Linked DNA regions of Homo sapiens: all the other regions are linked to region 3. A link is a contact called in ENCODE Hi-C or POLR2A ChIA-PET data. All regions are on one chromosome and are shown on one strand. Each heading gives the region's core, a stretch centred on a gene start or an enhancer-like site at or near the end of the contact. The rest is flanking DNA. Distances are from core to core; before and after follow the strand shown. Region 1 overlaps CAPZA1 (capping actin protein of muscle Z-line subunit alpha 1). Region 2 holds the start of CTTNBP2NL (CTTNBP2 N-terminal like). Region 3 holds the start of CD53 (CD53 molecule).

What was found. Hi-C counts contacts between places; a loop is a spot of excess contacts on that map. ChIA-PET counts read pairs that join two places held with the same protein, here RNA polymerase II (POLR2A). Pooled maps may share reads with other maps.
Region 1: a pooled map shows a loop between it and region 3 (3-fold over the local background). The contact joins the enhancer-like site here to the promoter of CD53 in region 3. A Hi-C loop is called at or near these places in 2 of 37 single-sample maps with no recorded cell type and 3 of 50 pooled maps. POLR2A ChIA-PET finds 5 or more read pairs at or near these places in 1 of 52 experiments (OCI-LY7).
Region 2: a loop to region 3 is called in a pooled map, with 3 times the contacts of the local background. The contact joins the promoter of CTTNBP2NL here to the promoter of CD53 in region 3. A Hi-C loop is called at or near these places in 2 of 37 single-sample maps with no recorded cell type and 4 of 50 pooled maps.

The regions. Positions count from the first base shown.
Region 1 is chr1:112,631,851-112,636,859 of GRCh38, reverse strand. All of the region lies in intron 1 of CAPZA1 (capping actin protein of muscle Z-line subunit alpha 1), which reads right to left. It also overlaps the pseudogene RNU7-70P. Among named protein-coding and RNA genes, the nearest start is that of CAPZA1, 15 kb to the right of the region's middle. RefSeq lists a silencer at 957-1,056. Within about 2 kb of position 1,264, at least 4 of the 41 ENCODE cell types and tissues checked have a DNase peak (open chromatin) inside an H3K27ac peak, as active enhancers do.
Region 2 is chr1:112,393,500-112,398,635 of GRCh38, reverse strand. It overlaps CTTNBP2NL (CTTNBP2 N-terminal like), which reads right to left and starts at 2,422. Exons shown (of 6, transcript NM_018704.3): 1 at 2,364-2,422. RefSeq lists a silencer at 2,175-2,224.
Region 3 is chr1:110,871,704-110,876,832 of GRCh38, reverse strand. CD53 (CD53 molecule) reads right to left here and starts at 3,685. Exons shown (of 8, transcript NM_000560.4): 1 at 3,585-3,685. It also overlaps a transcript of LRIF1 not described here. RefSeq lists enhancers at 2,163-2,212, 3,725-3,834, 4,435-4,484.

The DNA of each region.
Region 1 (5,009 bases), core at 15-2,514, 1.8 Mb before region 3:
GGGGAGAGGGAAATGACTAAGCAGTTAGTGACTGAAAAAATATCTTTGCTACAATACAGATGAGGGATGACATTTTCATTAACAGTGATTTAGTCAATCATTCTCAAGGGTGGGAGAGTGAAAGAAAGAAGGCAGTTATCTCCCATAAAGGGGAGGTATGTCAGCTCCTCTAACTTGAGAATCACTAATATGAAGGTTTTAGTTGAACAAAAACTGAACTGCTGCTTAAAAAAAAAAGCCTTTAAAAAACTGTCCCTATTTCATAAAGTAACAGTTTCACTACACACTGTATTCATCAGATAGTATCTACACTAAACGGTGTAACTCCTTGAATATTTTAAAGGGAGACTATCCGAGGCTTTTACATAATTTCCTCTTTCATATATTTAAATATTACAATAAAATTACTAGCATAAAATTAATTATATTTTGTTCCTAACCTAAAAAGGGGGGATTTAAAATATATAACCAACAAAAGATAAGATTTCCTAAATTTCAATTTCTTCCCATTCGTCTTATTCTCTTACCTCTAAAAGGGGGAAATAATAATAAACCAATCCTTGCAAGATTCAAAATTTCATTTTCACATTACTAGTATCTGTACTGAAAGTTTAAAAATCAGTCGCACTGAAAAGTCCTAAGTTTCATTTTCCCTAGAAGTGGCTTAATTTTCTTAGATTTTCATATACCATATTTTAGCAAGAATCTTAAGAAAATGTCCTAAGGAATTTATAAAACTGTAGCTTATTAGATAATCTTTTAATAACAGACCCCACACATTTCATCAACATTGCACCTATTCATAACTAGCTTTTATTTTTTATTTTTTTCTAGAAAGAGTCTCGCTCTGTCACCGAGGCTGGAGTGCAGTGGCGCGATCTCAGCTCACTGCAACCTCCGCCTCCCGGGTTCAAGCAATTCTCCTGCCCCAGCCTCCTGAGTAGCTGGGACTACAGGCGCCTGCCACCACGCCTGGCTAATTTTTGCATTTTTAGTAGAGGTGGGGTTTCACCGTGTGACCAGGCTGGTCTCGAACTCCTGACCTCATGATCTGCCTGCCTCAGCCTCCTAAAGTGCTGGGATTACAGGCGTGAGCCACTAAGCCCAGCCATCACTAGCTTTTAAAATTATTTCCTTGGGCCGGGCACGGTGGCTCACACCTATAATCCCAGCACTTTCAGATGCCGAGGCAGGTCAGGAGTTCAAGACCAGCTGGCTAACAGGGGGAAACCCTGTCTCTGCTAAAAATGCAAAAATTAGCTGGGTGTTGTAATCCCAGCTACTCGTCTCAAAAAAAAAAAAAAAAGTCCTTGACAAACACATACAAACGAACTTTAAGTTAAATATTTAACAACTGCAACTCTTTGTGGGCACTGGTGGATAATTCTAGACAGAAAAGGGAGAATTCTTTCGCTAGATAATATCCACATTCCACTTATCAGCAAAGGCCTGGTCAGTTTATACCACCCCAGTTTTGTATACTTTAGGAGCCAAATCTCTGCCAGCATGTCTCCCTGGTCAATAAAAATCTTTACCTCCTTCATTAGTCTACTGAATGTATTAAAGATTTCACCTCTTGGCCTTGACTCATACTCTCCTTGAAAGTTGTGCCTTTCTCCCTATCTTGGTCTGTCTAAATCCTTCCCATTTTTTAAGGTTGGGTTCTTCCAACCCAACCGTAAAAAGTGTTCAAAGTGTATTTGAATGCTTATCATAGCACCTAAAATATAACTGCTACTGATAATTAGTTCTATAGATACTAGTCTGCCTCCAAAGACTCAAGTTTTTTTGGGAGGGAAACTGCCTTGCTTTCCTCTTCTATATATTACAGGGTCTAGCAAATTAAATTACACATGGCAGGCAATGAGTAAATATTTACAAAATCCTTTTTGAATAAGAAGATGTAAAGGAAATGTTCTCAGTTTTAAAGATTATTATGAGGTACTATGGCAAAATGGAAAAATATAGGCTCTGGATTGGACAGACCCAGTTTTGAATTTCAGTCACTTAAAAATCTCTTTGAACCACATCCTCTCCCTAAAGTGGGATAGTATGTACTCCTTAAAAATTGTTGGGAGTTGTTACAGCTCTTTTAGAATTTGTGTAGCAGGTTTTCTGGTTTTCACCAGAAACCAACCTACCCAATATTAAATTTAAAAAAATTGTTGTAAAGATTAAATGAGACAATATATGGTCAAATCTTTAGCAGAATACTTAAAATATAACAGGAGAGGCTCAATAAATGTCAGCTACTGTTATCTTAACTGGTCACAGCAGGATAACTCTTACTTTAAATTATAAACTGAGCAAACCCTTCAAATTACTATCAAATTACTACTTCAAAGAAAATAATCCTCTTGTTCTAGAAATCCTTTGGGTCCTAGCCACTTTATATTCTCTATCATTGCCATCATAATAATCCCCACCAATAACTACACAACTTTTTACTGACCAAAAAAGCTTTATGAAAATGTCTGTTCCAATTTCCCTTTGAAGTAATAACACATATTTCAAAGTTTTTAAAGTTTTCCAAATAGGGTATACTTAAAGAAAGTATAATAGTAGTAAACTATGCCTCCGTAAATATTTATTTTACTTATTTTCACTCTAACCCATTCCAAAAGTATTCAAGAATAAATAGTTGCATTTATTTTTCCTGAAAGAGATATGTACAGGATGTTATTCTTATCCTGGTAAGTTCTGCTTGCACAGAATTCAATGCTATTTCCTAAGGGAGTTTTTCCCATTTGAAGATATTTCGGATGTTGCATCAAACTAAAAAGCTTCTGTATGGCAAAGGAGAAAATTAACAGTAAGAGGAGACAACTAAGTGACTGGGAGGAAATATTTGCAAACTATACATCTGATAAAGGGCTAATACCAAAAATATATAAGGAACTCAAAACAACTCAATAGCAAGAAAACAAATAACCCAATTTTAAAATGGGCAAACGGTCTGAACAGACATTTCTCAAAGATATACAAATGGGCAAGAGATATATGAAAAAATGCTCAACATCTCTAATCAGGGAAATGCAAATTAAAACCACAATGAGATATCACCTCATGCCTGTCAGAATGGCTATTATCAAAAAGACAAATGATAACAAGTCTTGGGCCAGGATAAGGAGAAAAAGGAACCCTTCTGTTGGTGGGAATGTAAATTAGTACAGCCATTTTGGAAAATACTAACAGCATGGAAATTCCGCAATATACTAAAATTACCATATGATTCGGAAATTCACTTCTGGATAGATAGCCAAAGGAACTGAAATTGGTATGTCAGAGAGATATCTGCACCCCCATGTTCATTTCAGCAGTGTTCACAATAATCAAGATACAAAAGTAACCTAAGTATCAATCAACTCAACAGATGAATGGATAAAGAAAATGTGTTATATACACACAATGGAATACTATACAGCTTTTAAAAAGAAGGAAATTCTGTCTTTTGCAACAACAAGGATGGACCTGAAAGATATATGCTAAGTGAAATAAGCCAGACACAGAAAGATGAATACTGTATGATCTCACTATAAGATATGCAGAATCTAAAAAAGCCTATGTCAGAGAAACAGAGAATAGAATGGTGGTTACCAGAGGCTGAGGGGTCAGGGAAGGGATGGGGAAAGGAAAGATATCAAAGATAGAAATTAGAGGGTATACAGTTACAGTGAGACTGGAAAAATAAGTTCTAGTGCTCTACTGCACTGCATGGTGACCACAGTTAGTAATAATGTATACAGTACTGGTTTCACTAAATAAAAGTTACTGTTATCTGTGTTTCTTAAAATTCTAAATAAACTAAATATTATTTTCCCAGCTGAGACCTGGAGATACACAGAATGTACTTAGAAATAAAATTGTAGATGTATATAGTTTATCATTATCAGCAAGAGATAAGACTTGAAAGCATAAAGATATATCTTAAATCAGAATCAACATTATAAAAAATAGATGCTGGCATTTCCAAATAATTTGCTTCACATTCACTCTTTCAAAAGTCATTTTAATAGTCTTTAGAAATTGTTTTCTCTATTAGTAGCCAATTAAGAGTTTTATTAGACATAAGTAGGTAGGGAAGTCAGGCAAGTTAGTTTTAAGTAGAGCAATTTCACTTTAAAACATTCTACAAACTCTAGGGAATAATTGCTTTTCTGGTATGTCTTAAACACTTGACTATTTACTAAAGCAATTATGTACATCTCACAACACATGGAATGGCAAACTTTAGGCTTCTCTCTAAGGCCTCTTTTGAACTAGGATTTGACACCCCACCCCGCCTCCCTGCCCCACATCCCCCTGTCTTTGGCCTGCCTAGCCCAGTTTTAGCAAGAATCTGCCCACCCTTGATATCTGATCAAGTTCTTCATTCCCTACTTTTGATGTGTAAGTCTTTGAACTGCCTTCAGCATGAATCCCCCTACCCTCATGGTCTCCTCTTAATAATTTTCTCCCCAACTCTGCTTATTGGCTATACGTAAATACCCAGCTGTCTTTACTGTATTAGGAGTTGAGCCTGATTTTTCTCCCCTATTGTAATAGTCTTTTCTTTGGTTTGTTTTGAGATGTCACCCAGGATGGAGTGCAGTGGCGTGATGTTGGCGCACTGCAACCTCCACCTCCCGGGTTCAAGCAATTCTCCTGCCTCAGCCTCCCAAACAGCTGGGATCATTACAGGCGCCCACCACCAGGCTCTGCTAATTTTTGTATTTTCAATAGAGATGGGGTTTCACCATGTTGGCCAGGCTGGTCTTGAACTCCTGATCTCAGGTGATCCGCCCGCCTTGACTTCCCAAAGTGCTGGGATTACGGGCATGAGCCACCACACCTGGCCATAATAATTTTGAATAGTCTTCTTTACTGTTTTAACATGCATTAGAATAATTTTTACTTTAACTAAGAGTCATTGTATTTCATACCACTTAGTAGTGTTTAAAAATGACACATTTAAGCATAACATTTACAACACACAGAAAAAAAATTAAAATGAGTGAAAACATCCCATA
Region 2 (5,136 bases), core at 1,173-3,672, 1.5 Mb before region 3:
AAATTTTAGTCACTTAAGACACTGGAATTTCATAAGACAGAAGATGGGGAAAATCAAGTTAAATGAAGACAACAAGTAGGCCGTTTATACTAACAAATTGTGCCAAATCTAATCAGTACATTGCCTTTCAGTCTACCCTAAGGTGACAGCCTCAAACTAAGTTAAACAAACACTCATGAAGTCATACTATATACTAGGAACTGTGAAAGATATAAAGATGAAAAACAAAAAATACTACTATCTGCCCTCAAAGAATTTATAATTCAAGGAGAGAGATCAGACATCTATCCTCTGCATACTATGCTTTTCTTCACCTAGCATGACCAAACAGGTGTTGAAAAGGTTAAAGGAAAGATTTTCAAGACCCAAAAGTGTAACAAACAGATCTTGCTTACTGTGCTAAATAATAAAAGAATATTATTTGCTTTTTCCTATTAAACCTCGGCAATCACAACTTTGGTTTGCTTAGTCTCTTACCTTAGTTTATTTTCTGTTCTCTGTTGATATAATACAACTTATCTTTTTGGGATTTTCTGTTCTGCTTTTAGTTTTTTCTGCTGTTATTGCTGGGAGCTCACGTCTTACCCTTCTATTGCAGCACACATTGCGTTTGCTAGAGACACCCTCCAGTTTCTTCTTTGTACTTTCTTACTGGAGATTTGGAAACAATCACTGAGAAGACCTGTGAGCACCGAGTGGCTCTGAAAACTTCAAACCTAACTATTCAAAAGTAATTATCTTTAGGAAGTCTACCTTCAGAAAGTCTAATCAAGAAGGTAAAAGACAACAGTCATTACAATCACCCTCCGTGATTCCAACTCCTTGCATTTTATTGCCATCAGCTTTGGCTATAGCTGACAGAGGGGAGGTAGACTTGAGATTGGAAGCAAAAGAAACTATGCTAAAAACATGGTAAATTTTAATATATAAAAGCGCTAGCAATAGATGATTACTGGGGATTCAACGACATTAACATGAGGTCAAAATCAACACTTTGCACCTGCTGAAATGAAGACCACTTGACAAAACCTTTAGGAGCACACTAGAAGAGGCACTTTTTGGTAAACATGAATAGCTAGAATACCTTGCCTTTATTTACTCTTATCTCTGAGATTTAAAAATTGTTCTTACTTTTCATCCTCTAAATTTTGATAGATGATCGTAAAACCAATCAAAATATACATGAATGTTTCCTGGGGGCGGGGAGGACACTATAAAAAAGGGGTTAGAGAGTTACCAAAGGACATAGGACTAGATTAATCATAAACCTAGATGACTGACCCTGAATTTTCTTCAAACACTTCCTGTCTTTTGTTTCAACCTGCAGTATACCTTCAAGGTTAACTGCAGTCTCCCTGAGCAATGGACCAGCCCACCCTAGACTGGGATATACTCATTCCTAATCCACTGCTACTTATTTACTTATGTATACTGTTTCATTTGAAAACATGGTGTTATTCATTGACTGTCAAGCAACATATACTGCATTCCTGCCCACACAAAGCCAGCTCTGCAGATATCCAACACACCCACCTCACTGTGAAATATAAGATGGCTTTTCATCAAGTTCTCAGGGAGGAAATAGGGTGGAAAAGGAAAAATGAAACGCAATTCAAACCTAAGAAACCCTTAGAGGCTGGGTGCTCCCAGAAGGAACAGAAAGTAGAAGGAAGGTACAAAGGGTGAAGGAGAGGAGGTCCTAGTTCTCCCTCTTTCACAGTCCAAAACAGTCCCAAAACAGGAGAGCTCTCGACTCCTCACAAGAGGCCAGAGGATGCGAGGGGCTGCGGGAGGAAGACTGAGCATCAGAGAATGGGGGATGGGAAGAACTTAAGTGGGAGAAGCCGCTTCCTCCGTAAAGCTGGCTGTCTAGGTCGGTCTTTGATTTTTGCTTCGCCCCATCCCTCCTTTTTGGGAAACACCAATTTTATCTTACGGAGGAAAGCAGCTCCAGTCCCACCCTGGCGAGCAGGGACAGGTGTAGGGAGGGATGTTTGGCCTTCCGGGGGTACGAAATGGGGTTGGGGGCGGCAGCCTAGAGAATCGGTACCTGTGAGTCCTCTCCGCCAAGGCTGAGGTGCGGGGTGGGAGGTGCCTTTGAATGAGGGGTGTCAGAGGGAAGCCCCTTCTGAGGAGCTGGGAATCGACGAGGGACAAAAAGTAGCTGTGAGGACCCTCGGAGGATGAGGAGCCGCCTCCTCGGGGAATACCGGGAGGTGGAGGAGACGGCCCCGCCCCCTCAGGGGATGGGCCCAGAGGCCGTTGAGACGGCGGCGGGAGGCTACCGGTGCCCCTATCCTTGCTTTGCTCTTGAGAACCCGGCCTCCCAGCCATCACCAAGCCCCAGGGATAGTTGCTCCTACCTTTCCACGACGCTCCGGGCTCCGCTCCCCTCCGCCTCCACTCCCCATCCACAGCGGCTGAGGCTCCGCCCCCTCAGCCGCCCGGCGGGGGCATTGGCATTCACCAGCGCCAATCGCCTCCTTGCTTCTCCAGCCTCGGCCCCAATCCGCGCCGGCTGGAGGCGGGGCTTCTCCAAAGTCATTCAGGCTCCTCCCGGGGCCCCAAGATCCCTTTTGTTTGGGAAGAGCAAGGCCGGGATTGAGCTCGCGTCACTTCCGGGAGGAAGCGCCCTCCTGGGTCCTGGGCTTCAGGGTGGGCTCGCGCCCCTCCCGGCTCGGGGTCTGCAACTTTCCACCTCTGCGTGAAAAGTCTGGGCAGGACCGTGACTAGTGCTTCGTGCTTTTACCTGACTGTACGCGGAGTTTAGGAATGGAGGGCTCTGGTGGCCTAATCGATTGGGATTTTATCCAGAATGTTAATAAATGAAGTGGGCTTTGGTGTCTGCATTAGAATGAATTCGTTGTTGAAAAACCTGGCTTCCTTGCTCCCTTTTTTTTTTTCTTTTTTCTGGAAGCGCCTGTGGGCGTGGTGCTGGAAGCAAGGGTGCAAAGATGAAACACCTGGAGATCACCCTTCTCTCAACCACATTTTGTACAGAAGAGGATACTAACTTTGGGGGACATAAACCCAGCCGACCTGCCTTCCAGGCGGAAGTCAAATAATTGCAAATTTGTGTGGCAGGTTTTTCCACCCTATGCTTGCCAGCTGAGGCGACTTTTTTCTTTCCTTGGCCTCATTATATTGTGGGGAATGGTGTTTGCAGTGAAGTTGAAACAATGGAGAGTACAGAGGATGCAAGGAATGTCTGCCTTGTGAACACAGGAATGCAGATCTTGGTGGCAGCAAGTCTTAGGCAGGACCAAATAACTCAGAGAGGGGAGTGGATGTATAACTAGTTGTATCCCTACCTAAGGTCAAAGTTTCTGAATTCCTTTTCCACAGAATGGCTGTCAGCTCACAGATTGATGCAGCTGGTTACATTTACAATAACCACATTATTTAAAATACAATATAATAAATATTTGAGACGAATATTCATAATGCATAAATAATGTAGTACACTTAATACATTATCCCTAAACTTAGCAATTATAATTCGCAAGACAGCATTAGGGACCTAGTGCTTGCCTAGGCAGACAGTCCCCAAGGCAGATGCAGCCTGCCTCATGCAGTTTACAGTCTGACTGAGGGATGTGATCAGTTTGTGCGATTATAGTCTGAAAGAAGTAAACAAGTATTTATCATGTTATCACTGTGCCATGTACTTTCATTTAATGGTATTTGATGTCATTTTCAGTGCTGTATGAGAAATCTATCCTACAGTGTAGGATAGACATCATTGTGTCCAATTTACAGATGAGAAGATAGAGATTCAGAGAAGTCAAATAAAGTCATAGAGCTAGTAAATGGTAAAGAATTTCCAGTAAGGATGTATGACTCCATACTTATGCCATATTCTGCTCACTTCACACTGGCTCTCACATGCTGGACTAAGAATGGGCGTGGATGATGGTAAAGCAAACATTAGAGCCAGAAGGACAGCTCTATGCCTCCCCCTGTTGATTTTAGGCTTGGGAGGGTCATCTCTGTATATGAAGGATAGCAAGACTATGAGTGAAGGTGCTCGATAGCAGTGTAAGTGAATCTGGAGTAATGATGCAGGGTATACTGAACTTCAGAAAGGCATTATGCCTTGTGTTCTGAAAACTGACAATCTGAAAGCTAAAATGAGGGGCCAGGCACAGAGTAGGTACTCAATAAATATTGACTTGAAACAAAATGTCTGAAATGATTACAAATACAGAGTGTTAGGTGCTGGAGCAGGCAAAGGAACTTGAAAAATCCCATTTCCTCCTCCTCCCTTTCGCTCTGCCTATGTGTATGCAATGAGGAAGTGCCTCATCGCCTGACAATGAAGCAGATGTGGGAGAACAAGCTATTTTCTGCTGGCTTCTGAGTCACTCTAAGAGTTGTTCTAGTGAATCAGCTCCTCCCTTGTTTTTCTTTTCTTTTTTTTTTTTTTTTTTATCGAGATGGAGTCTCGCTCTGTCTCCCAGACTGGAGTGCAATGGCGCAATCTCTCACTACAACCTCCGCCTTCTGGGTTCAAGCGATTCTCCTGCCTCAGCTTTCCGAGTAGCTGGGATTATAGGCGCCTGTCACTGTGCCCAGCTAATTTTTATATTTTTAGTAGAGATGGGGTTTTGCCATGTTGGCCAGGCTGGTCTCAAACTCCTGACCTCAGGTGATCCACCTGCTGGCCTCCCAAAGTGGCTGGGATGACAGGCGTAAACCACCATGCCCGGCAGGTCCTCCTTTCTTTCCCTCATTCCCTTTGTAGCTGTTAACCCACCACCACCCATTCTTTTCCCTGGCTGACTGGGTGGGAGCAGTGCTCTGTGACCTACTTCCTTTAGAGCAATGGGCAACTCCCCTGATTTCCTGGCTTCCCTTCTGCGTATTCCTAAATGAGTGTAGAAGGACTCAGCAAAAATGAGAACATCCCTGCCTTGTAGGATTCAGAGTCTTGAGGGTGTTCAGATTGCTTTCCTTTTAATTTTTCACCCCTAGAAGTAGGGAACAGGCAGGGCTTGTGAACCTCGTGTATCTTTCAGATTGTAGCAGTGAGAGAGTTATGGAGGTTTGTGATTCTTCAATACATAAACCTTGTAAATAAATTTAGAGTCTGGTGCATAGGTGTACGCAGAGGTAAAAAATGGTTCATAACAATAT
Region 3 (5,129 bases), core at 2,436-4,935:
AGAAATTTTTCATAATATTTTTTCAACCTTTTTATCAGTCTGAATTTTGTCATTTTTTTAAAGGGATGGGAAATAAATAAATGATCTAAGGGATTCTCATCTCAAAATCATTACAATTTGTCTTCTATGTTATAAATACTGAGATTCTACAATAGTTATTTTAAGAAGACTAAACTATGGAATAATTCTTGAATGCCTTTATTTGCTCCTGATATAAGGTAAGCCATAAGTTCAAATTTACTTTAACAAGTAAACTTTAACAAGTTTTAAAAGATATGAGGCATTAAAATCATTTCTTACCCCTATTCCTCAATCTAGTTCTCCTGAAATAGAAAAGGCCAAACAAAAAGGTTTGGAAAATAAAATATATGTTAAGTATTTAGTTTGCTAGCATAGTAGCTTAAGATCAATTACATTTACAATTAAGTGGTATTTTTATGTTTGCTTATGTTAAAATGCACTAGGAATTTATGTAAATGAAGAATACAGTCTAATGATGCTTACTTAATAAAAAATCTCTTAGAAAAGGGACTATAGTATAATGTAGAAGAAAGAGCATGCCATAGAGAATCAGAAGACATTCTGAATAACTATTAAGTAATTTTATGATTTTTGGACAAGTCATTTTACCTGAAAAGTAAGCAGATTGGACAGTTGCGACAGCTCCTATTTATTGGCTCTCATTGTGAGTTAAGATACTTTATTTGAATCTAAATAATCTCTAACTTCGCTTGAAGTACCAATATTCTAATTCTTGGAATATAGCACTCTCATTTTAAATGATTATAAAAATGTATGCTTGTGTCATATTTTCTTTTACAATAATTCTTGGTCAGAGCTATGACATATTGATGCTATTGCTTGGGTAGAAATTCTGCTGTGTGCTTATGAAATGGATAATGAAGAGAGAGCACTCACCTCTAACTCTCAGTATAGAGATTCCTGGCCTTTACTCTGAGTGGTCATCCACTGGCTTTGCAAATGCATGTCTTTCTCTTTCCCAAAACCTACCTCCAGACAGCCTTCTCAAACTGACCACCCAACCTCCAGCTCAATCCTTCCCTCCTCTGCCCCAGCAGCCATGCTGGAGTCCTGCTCTGCATAGCTGTCTGTTTTCTCTGGGTTACTTTGCTTCAGTGCCCTGCACCTGCAGTGGCAGATGGGTCCTAGGAGCTTCCTGAGGACAGGTGCCCAGTCTCTAGGGCCCAGGGTGATCTACACACAGTGGATGCTTGCTTGGTACAAGAAGTGCCCTAGGCTGACTAATCTAGGGACGCAGAACAAACCACTATAACTGAATCAATGCAGTACTTCCTGGAACAGAAGCTAAGCTGAAAACAATGGCTGTAACCTCACAAGAAGCTCCACCCTTCCTTCTGCTCTAAGTGAAAATCTAGGTTGAGGAGGCAAAAACCTGCCTCTTCTCCCTCATTTCAAACCCACATCCCATCAATTCTGTCGTGTGAACATGGTGGGCATAGCCCCACCCAGAGCTGGACCTAGGACCTGCCTGGTGAGCGATCTTGCCCTCCACTTTCTGGTGCCAAGTAGGAGAAAGGGCTTTCCACTTCATGTGGCTCTGTAAACATGGTGTGTTACACTGCAGTCTCACTTGCTTTCTCTCATTTCTAACATGCCTGGAGGTACACACTTCTTTGAATTTGAATATACAGCACCCTTGGTCTAGAATGTCTCCATAGCAAACCCATACTTCTGTGAAAGTGAACCCACCAGTCACCTCTCTAGGCAGTTTTTGGCACACTCCTAACTCCTACAGTTTGTGCACGTTCTCCATCTATTATAGAAAAGAGCACATTGCACTGTATTTGTATATTGCTGTGACTGTCATCCATAATAAACTCTACAACTCCTTTCAGATGATAATCTTTTCTGTTATCCTGTATCTCCAGCACCAAGTGCCATATCTGGCCATGGGGTAGGAGTGGGAAAGGAGAACCAGAGTCCGAGGGCCTCTGTGCAGTCAGAGGTCAATCAGAGGGCACAAAAAACCAAGGACCAACAGACTTTGTCCTTTCCAGTTTGTGCCTCTTGTCAGTGAACAAAGGTGAGGTCACTTAGGTGGTGGTAACCATAGCTGTGAAGGCATGAACTTGGAATCATTCCTCATGAATATAAAGGTACCCAATCCTTTCATTTAAAAATTAAGTGTTCTTAACTGGCCCACACAGGAAACATCACAGGAAATAATGTTTCAGTTCAGTCTTTGCTCCCATTCAACCACAATTTCAAAATAGTACAGATTCTCCTCAAGATTGAGAAAGCAAAACCTCTTTGTTTGTCCAGCAGCTGGGAGTTTGCTTTTTCTCAGCTTTCTTCCAAAGCACACGCATAGTATGATATCTCTTATCTCCCATGGGAGTTCCTTAAGAGTAGGACTGTTTGCTAGACAAATATTCTCCTTCTACCTTTTCATCTCCCTCCCCCACAATTCCCAAAGCACAGTGCCTGGCCTCAGGAGGCACCTACCACTTGATTATTAAGTGAATTTATTTAAAAGACTGCTTTTTATTTTTTAATACAAGGCTCAATAAACTCTGAGGTGTTTTGGGAATCCAGAGCCCTCTCCCCGTCCCCACCCCTCTTGGAAATCTAGAGCCCTCTGCCCTGTTCCCAATCCTCATACTTAGATGGGTGGGTGTAATCAAAGAGAACTTTCTCCTTTCTGCTCCAGGGCATAATCAAGTGAAATTCTCACAGGTCTTGGAAGAAGAAAGCTCTTACATAGAGTTTCCGATGGTGGTCACAGAGAGTCAGGACCGAAGCTCTGCTAACACTTTGCTGAGTCCATGCAACCTCAGTCATTAGTTACAGCACATGATTGGAAATTACTGCAGTATCAAGTTTTGGGGATTGCATTTTATACGTGCATTTCATGTGACATTTATCAGTGGTCATGTTTTGTACACCAAGGATAATTTGGGGAAATGCTGAGGATCCCAATGTGCTTCCTGCTCCTTAAAAGCCAACAATCTATGCATCCTTTAGAGATGTCTAGCTTTCACCTTTTAAAATACAGTTACTGAGCACATCCTGGTGTTTTGATTTTTAGCCACCTTTCTATTTAGTGGCTTTGAAGAACCACAGTGGGAGTCACTAAATTTACTTTTGAAATTTTCTCAAATGAAAAAGAACTGTGTCTTCTAGCTGTCTTTCTAAAGACAGCTCTGGCTGTGGGTTCTTTCCTCACTTTAAAATCACAAGACCAATTTTCTGAAGACCAGAGCACATAGGAAATCTCCCCAATGTCATCTCGCATAGAAAGCTCCAGGCATCAGGAATTACTACACAGAGTAATTCAAGCTCTGAAGCAATTAAGGCATGTGAATGCCTCGACTCAGAGATTTAGATAATGGGAACCTGATTAAGTAAAAGTATTTCTGGCCTGATTGCCTTTGGGGATGTTACTAGGATCTTGCTAATCTGTTTTACTTTGTGCACTAAATATTTGTGAAAGAGAAGTTGCCGGAGATTTTATGGTTACTAGAGAGGTATATGGAGACCCCTAAGAATACGCCCTACCCCACATTAGACAGCAAGCCAAGTTAAAACGTCATCAACCTTACCTTTTCCAGGCACCGTTCCTCAGTCCTTTCGGCAGAATTTAGTGATTATCCTTGAGGTGGCCGAGACAAGGCTGGTAACACAGATATCCGGGGCTATTTGTGTAAAAGGAGAAGTGAAGGGTGAAAAAATATGATCATGCTGTGACGACAGGAAGCCCAGATGAGAAGAAGGAGGAAGTGAGGCTGAGTCCGCCCTCTTTAGTCTCAGAGATTTAGTACTTTCCCAGTGGCTTTTTAGAAGCTTCCTCTCACAGCCCACCCTAAACTAGTTTTGTGAAACAAAAGAAAACTTCAAAACCAAGTTGGTTCAGGCACAGATCTGTGAGCAGTGGTGGATTCTAGGGTAATTTGGCAATGATTTTTGCTTAGAAAAGGACAGTGCTTCTCAATCAAGGTGGCATCTCAGAATTAACTGTGTATTTGTTCAAAAAGAAGTATGCCTGGCCCCACCACCAGTTTCCCATTCAGGTAGACAGACTGGAGGGGAACACAGGAACCAATATTTCTAAACATTTTCTAGGCCCGAGACTTTGGAATGTCTTTCTGAAGATTCTCTGCCCCCTCCTCATACTCCCTCTGTCTGGCTTCAGCCAGTCTCTAGACTTGAATTGGACACCATTTGCAGACTTCTCTGTCTCGAGAGCAAGACTGTCTTAAGGTGAGTCCCCAAGGCATAATCCCAGGGGCACTGGTAGAAATGATTTGGTTAGTACAGGAAACACCACATTTGGAGCCAAAGATCTGAGTTTCAGTTCCAGCTTTATCTCTTTTAGCTGTGAGATCTTGAGCAAGTCTCAATCTGTCAGCCTCAGTTTATTAATGGTAACACCTAATAATAATCCTACTGGTTACTGTTACATCCTTATTTATATACAAGAAAACAGGCGCTCAAAGAGGTTAGAAAATTTGCCCAAGCTCATACAACTAAGACATGTCAGAGGTAGGATTAAAATTCAAGGTCACAGAGAAGGCCTTTTGAGAAACACTGTGATCAATATATTTTGAAAAATGTGTTTCTGGTTTCACTATGCTGCATCACTGGAATTTTCTTAGATTGGGTCAAAGGAGTATGTGACAACCCAAATGTATCACTAGCTAACTATGAAACTTGGAAGCAATCACTGGGCCCCAATGTTTTCATCTTATAAATGAACAGATAGATGCACTCTGCGGTGCTGACTTGCGGGCATGCCTCTGGGAAAGCTAGCTGTCTCCCGCTTCCTTCACCCTGAGACATTCAGATCCAGAGTAATCTCCAGCCAGGGCTGTCTTGTGGGGAAAACTGAATTAAATGAAGGTAAAAAGGTCTTTACTGCAGAACTTGTCAGTCCTTAATATTCTCTAAGCAGGGGAAATAATATATAGATTTCTCCAAACTTATCTGAGCATGGAACTGTGTGGTGTGTGTGTGTGTGTGTGTGTGTGTGTGTGTGTAGTTTCTCTTGGGGAACAATTTTTCAGTGTAACTACACTTTAGGGAATGCTATTAAAAAGTCTCTGCACCTCGGCTGGAATCACTGACCCTCACTCAGAGCTGCTGCCATG